Regions from separate parts of the Homo sapiens genome. Here all the other regions are linked to region 1. Evidence: chromatin loops called from intact Hi-C (ENCODE). Cell type or tissue: heart left ventricle. All regions are shown on one strand.

Region 1 (4,000 bases):
AGGTCTTTGATGTGCTGGTTGAAGTGTTAAGAGAGGTTGTTGGAAGATAGTAAAATACTGAAGTTGAAGCTAGGCATCGTAGCTCAAGCCTGTAATCCCAGCACTTTGGGAGGCCAAGGCAGGAGGATCACTTGAGCTCAGCAGTTCAAGACCAGCTTGGAGAATATAGTGATACCCTGTCTTTAAAATATATATATACATGTTTTAATACTGACGTTCATAGGGTTTTGAATGTCTGAAGCCCTTGACTGCTGAAGGTGACATTCCTGTTAACGTTTTCTCTCCCAGCAGCTCAGTCTTTCTTAAATGCATGGGGGAAGTGCAGGACCCGCAGCCCTCCTATCGCGTGGCCTCCATTCTCTGTGGTTTAGCTGAAATTCCATGGGGAAATTCAAGTGACTTACTCAAGTGAATTTATCAAACTGGAATGTGCATTTCTCAACCCTCGATGTCCTTTCACAGCCATACTTAGACTCTTCCTGCCTTTTTAAATTGTTTCTATTATTACATATTTATAGATTTATATCTGCACTTGATCTGTGACTTTGTAATTTGTAAGAAAACTCTGGAGAAAGCCCTGCCATGACTTCCACGTGGGGTCCCGGGGGTCCTGCTTTTAACATTGCCTTCCAGCTTTGTACCCAGCATGCTGTCTACGTGCTGATTACAGGCAGTTGTGCTTTCCTTGGCAGGATTAGGGACACTTGTGGAGGCCGGGCTCACCCCTGAGCAGATAAAGAGACTCTCCCTGAGGTGCTTTCAGCGTAAGCTTTTGGCAGCCACCCAACTCAGTTCTCGCATCTTCTGCTCCTACCTTCTCCTCTGTCTTCTTTGAATTTGGATATTCCTTCCCTGGTCCAAGCTCCTATCTTCGGTCAAATGCTGTTTTTACTGCTTCCTAAGGATAGATTATCAAGAAATTTAACAGCTCGGCCAGCTCAGTGAAACACTGAAGCTAATGGGATGTTGGGTAAGAAGGTTCTGTGCTGTCTCATTGAAAACCGAGCCAGTCAACCACAAGGCTGGCAGGGTGTGATCCTTGTAACGTCTTGTGTCTGTTACCTCACGGATGTCGGTAAGGAGTTTCCACAGAGCCAGCTGTGTACCACAGAGACTGAGAGTGGTGAGTGGACTTTGTGAGCCAATTATGTGTCGGAAGGACTTGGAGTCTGCCCTTCTTCCTGTATGTCATCATCAGCCCACAAATGCATTCAGTGGCAGTGACCCAGCACCATCACCATCACCCACTGCTCAGTCTGTCTTAGGATTCCTTATCTTTTTCTCCATCATCATAGAGACTGAAATTTCAGGGGTGTTTTTGTACAGTGTATTTTTTTGTGGGGGGGTGATACATTGGGGTTTTTTGTTTGCATAGAGTGGGAACGGTGTGCAATGTGCTCTTACCACAGAACTTAAAGTATGAATAGGCTCCATTCTTCCGCACCATGGGATCCATAAGAAGTGCTCACTTTGCGAGGTACTCTGAGATTAGCGTTCCCCATTTGTTTGACCTACAGACGTTAAGTGGGTGACTTGTGTTACACACGGGGAGTAAATTCAGAGATGGCACCTGTAGTCTTTGCAGTCTGTTGATACTTCTAAATAACTAACTGGATGACTTTTTGGGGATTGACCAGCAGATGCCATCTCTTGCCCTCTTGATTCACCTGCTTGCCTTAATTTGTCCCTAAATTCAACTAAACTTCAATAAGAGGGGTTGTCAAGGCCATGGGGCGCACTTGGAAGCACTGCCTGGGCTGGAGCGTTGGAGGCATTGGCAGGCAGGTGGGAAGGAGCTCTCACTGCAGTGTTCACAGGCAGGGAGGCTGTGTGTGGATGTGTTAGAATTGTGTGCTGTTGCCTCTCAAAATATCCACTAGAAACAGGTGTAACCAGGAAAATACAGGTCTCTGCTCACTGTTATTAACAGACTGTCATTTCCTGACATTGGGTCATGTGGCTTTACTCTAGGAGGCTGGTTCTCTATTTTTGTCTTAGTTCAATTTTCTGCATCCTCAAATGCCAACCCCAGTATGTGGCTGGGTAGGTAGAACTGTGCTGCCTGCCTGCCATGGGGGCTGCTCTCCCTCCTTACCCCCACGCCCACAGCCCCCTTGGTTCTGTGGTGGGCACAGGATGTGTTTGGGTGTGAGTAAAGTCAAACTCTGAATGTATAATCTCTTGGTAGTAATATCTGAGTGGTGTTGCTACTCCTGCTTTTTAAAAAGACTTTTCTTGCCATCTATAAAAAGCTTTTTTCTTTTTCCCAGCATTGCTCCTGTGCTGCCACGCTTGCCCTTTTTCCTTACCTTCCTTTCAGTTTTCTATCAACAACTCCTCTAAACTTCAGTTTAAAATAAAAAACAGCCCAAAAAGGCTCTTTGCCACCAGGGGGCGTGGTAGGACACGTTGCCAGTGGTCTGGATAGGGGAGCAGAAATTTTGAATTTTAAAAATTAGCCACCAAGGCCAGGTGCAGTGGCTCACACCTGTAATCCCAGCACTTTGGGAAGCTGAGGCAGGGGGATTGCTTGAGTCCAGGAGTTCAAGACCAGTCTGGGCAACATAGTGAGATCCCATCTCTCAAAAAAATAATAATCTAGAAAATAAAGATTAGCCACCCAGTTTTCTTTCTCCAGATGCTAAAGTTGATTCCTGTTTGATAACAGTATTCCAGAAATGAGGGGAATAACATATCTGATAGGCCCAAGTCAGCTCTGGATAGTACAGTGTCTGGATAGTACAGATTCTGTGCTCCTGGGACATGCTTTGTTTATTCCTGCCAGGCCAGGGATTCAGCAGCCCTATTCCCCAACCCCCGTTACTGTCTCTGTGGGCTAGCCAGGCTGTCCGTTATGTAAGCACAACAGGGGCAAGGTGGGGAAACCGTGTGTGGAAAAGGAGTGGAGTGGTGGCGGGTGGCCAAGGTAGACTAGGAAGAGTGGGTACCCAGAGACCACTTGTTCAGAAGTTAACTCCTCTTCCCATCTGGCGTGAGCTACTCCATTGAATGGTGCCAACAACAGTAAAGTGAAGGAGATAATGTTAGATTATTTTCAGGGATGATTCTCCAAGATGACAGCAGATCTTAAAACCAAAGAGCTGGGTCCTGGAAGAAGGGATCTTGGATTATTAACTTCTGATGGAAGGACCAGAGTGGGAGAGAGAAGAGTTGGGGACCTAGAACATCAGGAGGACCCTGGGTCTTTGGGGATGAGGCTTCACCATCAGCTGGAAGAATCCATGCTTCACACACATGCCTCTGCCATTAGTGGTACTGGGATGTTTAGGGTGACATCCTTGAGGGGAGAGCCACTGAAAAGAGGGACATTCACATTTTGCTGTATTCTTGCAGCTGTCCGTGTCTTAATAATTCAAGCGTTCAATAGGTGTTTGAGGGCCAGGCACTGCTCTTGAGGTGCTGGAGATAACGGTGACAAGCCCAGGTCCCTGACAAGCTCCACAAGCTTAATGGACAGTGAATGTGCGGCTGTTGCGGCTGTTCACAGGGCCGCTGGTGAGGGCAGGTAGAAGAAAGTGCAGACCTTCTTAAATGCAGGTGTAACGGATCTACATGAAAGAGCATAATTAACACCAATGTATACTTAAGGTAGTAACAGCTTCTTCATAAAGTAGCAAAACTAAGGATCTGTGGGAAGGTTGCTGGTGCAAATGCTTTATAAGCTTACTAGAGACTGAGCCTTGGATTTAGGACTTTAGACGAGTATAGGATGGAACAAAATTTTTGCAGTAAATGTAAAAAATGCTGTGTAGGAGGAAGGCGTATAAGGATGCCCCAGCTGTAGGTTCTTTAGATTGTCTGTAGTATTTCCACGAGTAAGTTGTTTTTGATGTGTGTACTGGTATTGCTGGTAGATTTGAAGTGGAGTCTGGCGGCTTCTTCCACACTCCCCTCCCACTAGCTTGTGTCAAGATGTGACATCCTATGCAGCAAAACTAGGTGAGCTTGCACCCCCAGGCGGTGGCTCTCAACTTTGTCT
Region 2 (4,000 bases), 92 kb after region 1:
GGGTGCCCACATCTGCTGGGAAAGAGGGTGGGCATGAGTATGGGTGCATGCAGTTATGCGTGCGTATCCAGGGACCTGCACCCAGACCCCTAGGGACGGAGCCAGGGAAAAGAACCCCCACCCCTCAACACAGAATTAGCCATGAGAAGAAGCCTGGGCAACAGCAACTACAGGCCGTGTTTCTCCTCCAACCGTGATGTAGGTGAGTGCTTATGGCTTCATCACTGAGGGCCATGAGCGCTTTTCTGATCACTACTATGATACATCATGGAAGCGGCTGATCTTTTACATAAACCATGACTTCAAGCTGGAGAGAGAAGTCTGGAAGCGGCTACACGATGAAGGGATAATCCGGCTGTACCAGCGTCCTGGTCCCGGAACTGCCAAAGCCAAGAACTGACCGGGGCCAGGGCTGCCATGGTCTCCTTGCCTGCTCCAAGGCACAGGATACAGTGGGAATCTTGAGACTCTTTGGCCATTTCCCATGGCTCAGACTAAGCTCCAAGCCCTTCAGGAGTTCCAAGGGAACACTTGAACCATGGACAAGACTCTCTCAAGATGGCAAATGGCTAATTGAGGTTCTGAAGTTCTTCAGTACATTGCTGTAGGTCCTGAGGCCAGGGATTTTTAATTAAATGGGGTGATGGGTGGCCAATACCACAATTCCTGCTGAAAAACACTCTTCCAGTCCAAAAGCTTCTTGATACAGAAAAAAGAGCCTGGATTTACAGAAACATATAGATCTGGTTTGAATTCCAGATCGAGTTTACAGTTGTGAAATCTTGAAGGTATTACTTAACTTCACTACAGATTGTCTAGAAGACCTTTCTAGGAGTTATCTGATTCTAGAAGGGTCTATACTTGTCCTTGTCTTTAAGCTATTTGACAACTCTACGTGTTGTAGAAAACTGATAATAATACAAATGATTGTTGTCCATGGAAAGGCAAATAAATTTTCTACAGTGAAGATGCAACTAGTTGTTACTCCATGGATAGGGACCAGTTTTGCACATGGTCCCTTTCATTCTTCTATTCTCCCCATTAACCTGCTTTCTTTTTCAAACCCCCATGACGAGAATTGAGCTAAGCCAAAGACATTTCAGTTCACCTTACCCTTTGAGCTCTATCTGCAGGATTTGGACTCTGGAGCCTGGAACAACCCTAACAACTCTAAACAGAATAAAGTGGCCAGGCACGGTGGCCTGTAATCCCAGCACTTTGGGAGGCCAAGGCAGGCAGATCACTTGAGGACAGGAGATCTAGACCAGCCTGGCCAACATGGTGAAACCCCGTCTCTACTAAAAATACAAAAGTAAGCCGGGCGTGGTGGCGGGCGCCTGTAATCCCAGCTACTTGGGAGGCTGAGACAGGAGAATCACTTGAACCTGGGGGGCAGAGTTGCAGTGAGCCAAGATTACACCACTGCACTCCAGCCTGGGCGACAGAGCAAGACTCCGTCTCAAAAAAATAACAAAAATAAAAATAATAAATAAATAAACAAATAAATAAATAAATAGAATAAAGGACCCTCGGTAGGAGAGTGGAAGGGAGAGAGGGGAGCTTCGCTTTAGATTTCATGGTTAGGGAAGGAGGGGACCAATGGGACAGGGATTTGCTTTGCACTAAAAGGGTGCAGTGCCAGCTCCGGGCGGCAGGTGGCGGCAGCTCGGCGCCCTGCTCGCGGCGCCCTGTCCTCCGCGGCACCCCAGGCTCCTTACTTCAGCAATAAAAAGCAATAAATGCTTTTCCCCCACAAAGCTCTAGTCACAACGACTTTGACAGGGTGGACATCACATCAGGTCAGAGCAGGAGAGAAAATGAGTAGCCATGGGCAGAGAGCCCCCTTACTCCCATATTGGCCTCCTCAAATTTAAACTCAGGCTACCTAAACTTAACGACTGAGCCTCACCGAGTGTTACTCGAGTCCAAAGTAGAATATACTGATGGGTTAGATCACTCTGCTAGTATAAGCCAATAGAATTAGAAAAGATAGGTCAATTAGAGGCATAAGGATTGGAAAAGAAGAGGAAAACTGTGATAAATAGGCTACATATTATAGTAAGTTAGCAGGATATAAGATTGGCATACGGAAATCAGTAACTGTCATAAACATAAATGATAATCAAGTAGAGGATGTAATGTAGAGAAAACCCATTTACAAGAGCAACAAAGTCTGTATGAGGAAAACATTAACACTCCTGAAAGACACAGAAGTAGACCCAAATAAGCCAAGTCATCTTTTGTTCTTGGAAAAGATGACTCAATATCATAAATATGTCAGTTCTCCTCAAGTTAATTAATAAACTTAGTGCGATTCTAGTAAAATGCCAAAACATTTTTTCTAGAGCCTAAACTGATACACACATTCATACGGAAGGATAAAAATGTAAGAAGAGCTAGGAATACCTGCGAAAGAAAAGCTATGAGAGAGGTCTACCTCTACCAAATATTCAGACATACTATAAAGTCTCTATAATTAAAACAGTGTGGTACTGAAGCAGGAATAGACAGACCAGTGAAATGGAACAGAAGGTCCAGAAATAGACCCAAGCATTGTGATTAATGGTGCTCAGACAGCCAGGTGGTCATTTAGAAAGAAATCAAACTAGGTCTGTAACTCCCATCAACAATTAAATTCCAGATGGTTCAGAGATCTAAATGTAAAAAAATGAAATGACAGAGGCCGAGGCAGGCGGATCACAAGGTCGGGAGTTCAAGACCAGCCTGGCCAATATGGTGAAATGCTATCTTTAATAAAAATACAAAAAATTAGCCAGGCCTGGTGGCGCATGCCTGTAATCCCAGCTACTCTGGAGGCTGAGGCAGGAGAATCGCTTGAACCCAGGAGGCAGAGGTTGCAGTGAGCAGAGATCGCGACATTGCACTCCAGCCTGGGCGATAGAGCAAGACTGTCTCAAAAAAAAAAAAAAAGAAATGACAAGAGTTCTAAGAATTCATGGGTGAGTAGCTCTTTGACTAGAACGTAAGAAAAAGATTTCTAACTAGGACTCACAATCCAAAGGCAATACCAGACTGGTAAATTTTACTACATAAAATTAATAAAATGGGCCAGGCGCGGTGGCTCACGCCTATAATCCCAGCACTTTGGGAGGCCAAGGTGGGCCGATCATGAGGTCAAGAGATTGAGACCATTCTGGCCAACATGGCGAAACCCCATCTCTACTAAAAATACAAAAATTAGCTGGGCATGGTGGCGTGCACCTGTAGTCCCAGCTACTCAGGAAGCTGAGGCAGAAGAATTACTTGAACCCGGGAAGCCGAGGTTGCAGTGAGCCAAGATCACGCCACTGCACTCCAGCCTGGTAACAGGGTGAGACTCTGTCTCAAAATAATAATAATAATAATAAAATGTTGCATGGTGAAAAAAATCACCAGGAGGTCAAAAGACAAATTAAAAAGTGGGAGAAAATATTTGCCACATATATCACAGATAAATGGTTAATATATATATATATAGTAAAGGACTTTGAGGAAAATAGACCAAAAACCTAATAGAAAAATAGGCAAAAATATATATATATATATGAACAGCAACTCCCCAAAAAAGATGTAAAAATGATTCTTAGACATGTGAAAAAAATGTTCAGTTTGACTCATAGTGAGAAATGCAGGCCAGGCGCAGTGGCTCACACCTGTAATCCCAGGACTTTGGGAGGCTGAGGCAGGAGGATCACTAGAGGCCAGGATTTCAAGACCAGCCTGGGCAACATAACAAGACCCTGGTCTCTATTAAACAAAAACAAAAACAACAAAAAAAAAAAAAAAGAAAAGAAAGACTTTAAACAAATTAAATTTAGAAGGTTTTTTGAGCAAAGAAACAATGAATCAGGCAGCACCCTGAACCAGTAAAGGTTCAGAGAGCTCTACCCAGCAACCTGGGTAGGCAGTACTTATAGACAGAAAAGGGAAGTGATGTACAGAAACAGCTGGATTGGGCCAGGTGTGATGGCTCACGCCTGTAATGCCAACACTTTGGGAA
Region 3 (4,000 bases), 190 kb after region 1:
GACGGGGTTTCAGCATGTTGGCCACGATGGTCTTGATCTCCTGACTTCAGGTGATCCGCCCACCTCGGCCTCCCAAAGTGCTGGGATTATAGGCGTGAGCCACCGTGCCTGGCCTGAACCTTGACCTTCTACACCTGAACACCGGAGGCTGCGCACAGGCAAAGCTGAGGGCCCGGCCCTGCTGCTCAAGTTACATGCGGTGGATCAGCCCTTGGGTGTTTGAGAAAGGAAGACTGCTTTCATCAGCTTTAAACCCCCAACACCTTCCCTGAGCTCTCAGCTCCCAGACCCCTTCCTCAGCCCTCTATCCTTCACCCCATAGTCTGCTGGGTCAGGCCTGCCCAGCCCCCACCCGACGATGGAGGCGGCAGCAGCAGCAGCTCCCTGAGAAGGGACCAGGAGGTCACCAGCCCCGGGTGGGCTGCAGGAGAAGCAGGAAACAGCCTCTGCCCCTTGGGAGTCCTGCGGGCTGCCTGGGAAGACTCAGCTGACACGCAGGAAGAGTCTTGTCTCCCAGACCATGAACTCCTTGAGTGCAGCCTCCGCCTTTGTCTCCTGGGCCTGGCACAGGGGAGGAACTAAGTAGAAATCCAAAGAATCAATAAATAAACACTCTTAGAAAGCAAGACAAATACCCGGCACGGGCCAAGAGTGAGCTGTGTGAACTAAAACAGTGCAGGGCAGAGAGGACAGTGCGGGCCCCGCCTTTCCAGGGAGGCAATGCCAAAAGACAGCGTGCTGGCTCTGGGCCCACACTCCATCTCTCACTGCTATGTGACCTTGGGCAAGTCACGCAGCCTTTCTGAGCCACAGTCACCTCTAACTTATGCGGTCTCTTCCTGCCTCATGTTCACTGCAGGAGTGAACATGAAGCCTGCCTTGCAAGGCAGGTACGAGGAGGAGGAGGATGGACGCCACAGTGCAGGGGACAGTGACTGTCAGGCCATCAGGGCCACGTCGGAAGGCAAAGCAAAAGAAATAGAAGGAACCAGCTGGGCGCGGTGGCTCATGCCTGTAATACCAGCACTTTGGGAAGCCGAGGCAGGTGGATCACTTGAGGTCAGGAGTTCCAGACCAGCCTTGCCAACATGGTGAAACCGTGTCTCTACTGAAACCCTGTCTCTACTAAAAATACAAAAATTAGCCAGGTGTGATGGCGGGCGCCTGTAATCCCAGCTACTCAGGAGGCTGAGGGAGGAGAATCACTTGAACTCAGGAGGCGGAGGTTGCAGCGAGCCGAGATCACGCCATTGCACTCCAGCCTGGGCGACAGAATGAGACTCCGTCTCAAAAAAAAAAAAAAAAAAAAAGAAAAGAAAGAAAAGAAAAAGGAAAAGAAAAGAGGCTGGGCATAGTGGCTCACGCCTGTAATCTCAGCACTTTGGGAGGCTGAGGCAGGAGGATCACGAAGTCACGAGTTCGAGACCAGCCTGGCCAACATGGCGAAACCCCGTCTCTACTAAAAATACAAAAATTAGCCGGGCGTGGTGGCAGGCGCCTGTAATCCCAGCTACTTGGGAGGCTGAGGCAGGAGAATCACTTGAACTCAGGAGGCGGAGGTTGCAGTGAGCCGAGATTGTGCCATTGCACTCCAGCCTGGGCAACAAGAGCAAGACTCTGTCTCAAAAACAAAAAAAAGAAAGAAAGAAAGAAAAGAAAAGAAATAGAAGGAACCCAGGAGAGCTTCTAAGTCCTGGGCCCAGGGCCCCTGGTGGGCCCAGGCAAGCCAGAGCTGGAACCGGAGCCAATGGGGATCACAGAGCCATGGGCCGTAGGGACTATCAGAGGAAAAGGGGCATCTGAGGTCGGGGGTGAGGGAGACGATCAGGGAAGAAAGGCCCCCCTCCTCATTTCATACCACTTGGCTTGAGAATGGTGAAGGGGCTTCTGAACTCATCAAAACTGGAATCCTTCGAGAATGTGGCCCTTCTGGAAGGTTCTTCCTGCTCTCCATTCCCAATAGAGAGGACACTGGCAATTAGCGAATCAGCCAGACCCGGGCTGGGGATGCTACTTGGACCTGGGACAAACAGGATACCCCAGAGGCCTTGCTGGGGGAAGGTGTGGTATTCTGGGTGGGCTATGCCTGGGTGCAGGGGACTAGTGGGTAAGGAGCAACGTCTCGGCTTTGGTTTTGTTCTCTACACCCAGAGTTAGCTATCTCGCCCAGGAGCTGAGCAAGTGGGTCAGCTCCCCGGGCGAGCTGGGGCTGTGAGCGACGCGGGTGTCACGAACCCAGGTGCGCGATGGCTTCTTCCCTGGCAAAACGGTCCTGGCGGCGCAGCCCCACAGCGTCCCCTGCTGGCCGCGGAGGGATCCTCACCCGGGAGCCGCCTCCTGCGCCGCGGATCCCATTACCCTCCTGGGGTGACCACTTGCTCCCTCACTTTCGGGAGCTGCAGCCGCGCTGCAGCCTGAGACCGAGGAAGCTGGAGGAATCCCTTCCCAGTTTATTTGCAGGAGAAGGAAGTGGGGGATTCTCTGTGCAGCCTTGTACACACTCAGGAAAATGTCACCCCCATAGTTGGAACCAAGTGGAAAAAGTTAATAAATGGTCAATTTTTTTTTAAAGAACGCCTGTAATCCCAGCACTTTGGGAGGCCGAGGTGGGAGAATTGCCTGAGCACAGGAGGTCCAGGCTACAGTGAGCTGTGATCGTGCTACTGCACTCTAGCCTGGGCAATAGAACAAGACCCCATCTCAAAACATAAAATAAAGTAAAATGATTTTATCTGGGCCGGGCGCAGTGGCTCGCCCCTGTAATCCCAGCACTTTGGGAGGCCTAGGCAGGAAAATCATGAGGTCAGGAGATCAAGACCATCCTGGCTAACACGGCGAAACCCTGTCTCGACTAAAAATACAAAAATTTGCCAGGCGTGGTGGCACAAGCCTGTAGTCCCAGCTACTGGGGAGGCTGAGGCAGGAGAATCGCTTGAACCCGGGAGGGGGAGGTTGCAGTGAGCTGAGATCATGACACTGCACTCCAGCCTGGGCGACGGAGCGAGACTCCATCTCAAAAACAAAAAAGTAAAATCAATTTCTCTTCATCATTGATATTTTTGTTTTAACATTGATTTTTTTAAGTATTGTATTTCAATATTATTTCTCTTGATTACTAGGCCCCTTAAATTTTGGGCCCCAGGCCAGCACCTCACTCGCTGCACCCTATTCCAGGTTCTGTCTTATTGTAGTGTCTTACTGTAGCACGTTCATGGGACCTCAGCCAAAGAACACTCATTTTTAAATCTTATTTATTTATTTATTTGAGACACTGTCTGGCTCTGTTGCCCAGGCTGGAGTGCAGTGTCGCGATCACAGCTCACTGCAACCTCAAACTCCTGGGTTCAACCGATCCTCCCTCCTCAGCCTCCCAAAGTGCTGATATTATAGACATGAGCCACCGTGCCCAGCACACACTCCTCTTGACCTCCAGAGAGTCGCCCCCACCCACCCACAGGGCAGCAGGTTTCATAGTTGCTCATTGGATGCCTTTGGTAAAAGAATTGATTGCAGCAGAGTATGAGTTTGGACTTGGCCCTTAGGGCTGAAGACACTGGGGCAGGAGCTTTTGGTGGCAAGGAGCAAAGGCCTATTTGGGCTCCCAGAGTGAGGGTGGGGAGGCTGGGCACGGCAGCTCACGCCTGTAATTCCAACACTTTGGGAGGCCGAGGCGGGAGGATCACCTGAGGTCAGCAGTTTGATACCAGCCTGACCAACATTGTGAAACCCGAGGTCAGGAGTTCGAGACCAGCCTGGCCAATATGGTGAAACCCGTCTCTACTAAAAATACAAAAAAATTAGCCAGGCGTGGTGGTGAGCGCCTGTAATTCCAGCTACTCAGGAGGCTGAGGCACGAGAATCACTTGAACCCAGGAGACAGAGGTTGCAGTGAGCCGAGATGGCACCAGGGCACTCCAACTTGGGCGACAGAGTGAGACTGTCTCAAAAAACAAACAAACAAAAAAACAAAAAACAAAGTGAGTGTGGGGAGTGCACAGTA

Evidence for each region. Peaks named below come from ENCODE experiments on the same cell type or tissue, not always from the same donor. Only the 100,000 strongest peaks of a DNase experiment are listed, where the experiment ranks them.
Region 2: a loop joins it to region 1, with 2.1 times the contacts of the local background. A loop is called at or near these places in 11 of 110 quality-filtered maps.
Region 3: a loop joins it to region 1, with 3 times the contacts of the local background. A loop is called at or near these places in 33 of 110 quality-filtered maps.

What each region holds. Positions count from the first base shown.
Region 1 is chr17:76,713,415-76,717,414 of GRCh38, reverse strand. It overlaps a transcript of JMJD6 not described here. Among named protein-coding and RNA genes, the nearest start is that of MXRA7, 4.4 kb to the right of the region's middle. In heart left ventricle, a CTCF peak has its summit at 2,392 (motif pointing right); a DNase peak (open chromatin) is centred at 2,414; H3K27ac peaks cover 2,244 bases.
Region 2 is chr17:76,621,730-76,625,729 of GRCh38, reverse strand. It overlaps ST6GALNAC1 (ST6 N-acetylgalactosaminide alpha-2,6-sialyltransferase 1), which reads left to right. Exons shown (of 9, transcript NM_018414.5): 9 at 203-967. The coding sequence ends at 400. Among named protein-coding and RNA genes, the nearest start is that of ST6GALNAC1, 20 kb to the left of the region's middle. In heart left ventricle, a CTCF peak has its summit at 1,656 (motif pointing right); a DNase peak (open chromatin) is centred at 1,669.
Region 3 is chr17:76,521,572-76,525,571 of GRCh38, reverse strand. No RefSeq gene overlaps it. Among named protein-coding and RNA genes, the nearest start is that of CYGB, 14 kb to the left of the region's middle. RefSeq lists a silencer at 3,382-3,539. In heart left ventricle, a CTCF peak has its summit at 2,298 (motif pointing left); DNase peaks (open chromatin) are centred at 441, 711 and 2,281; H3K27ac peaks cover 1,002 bases.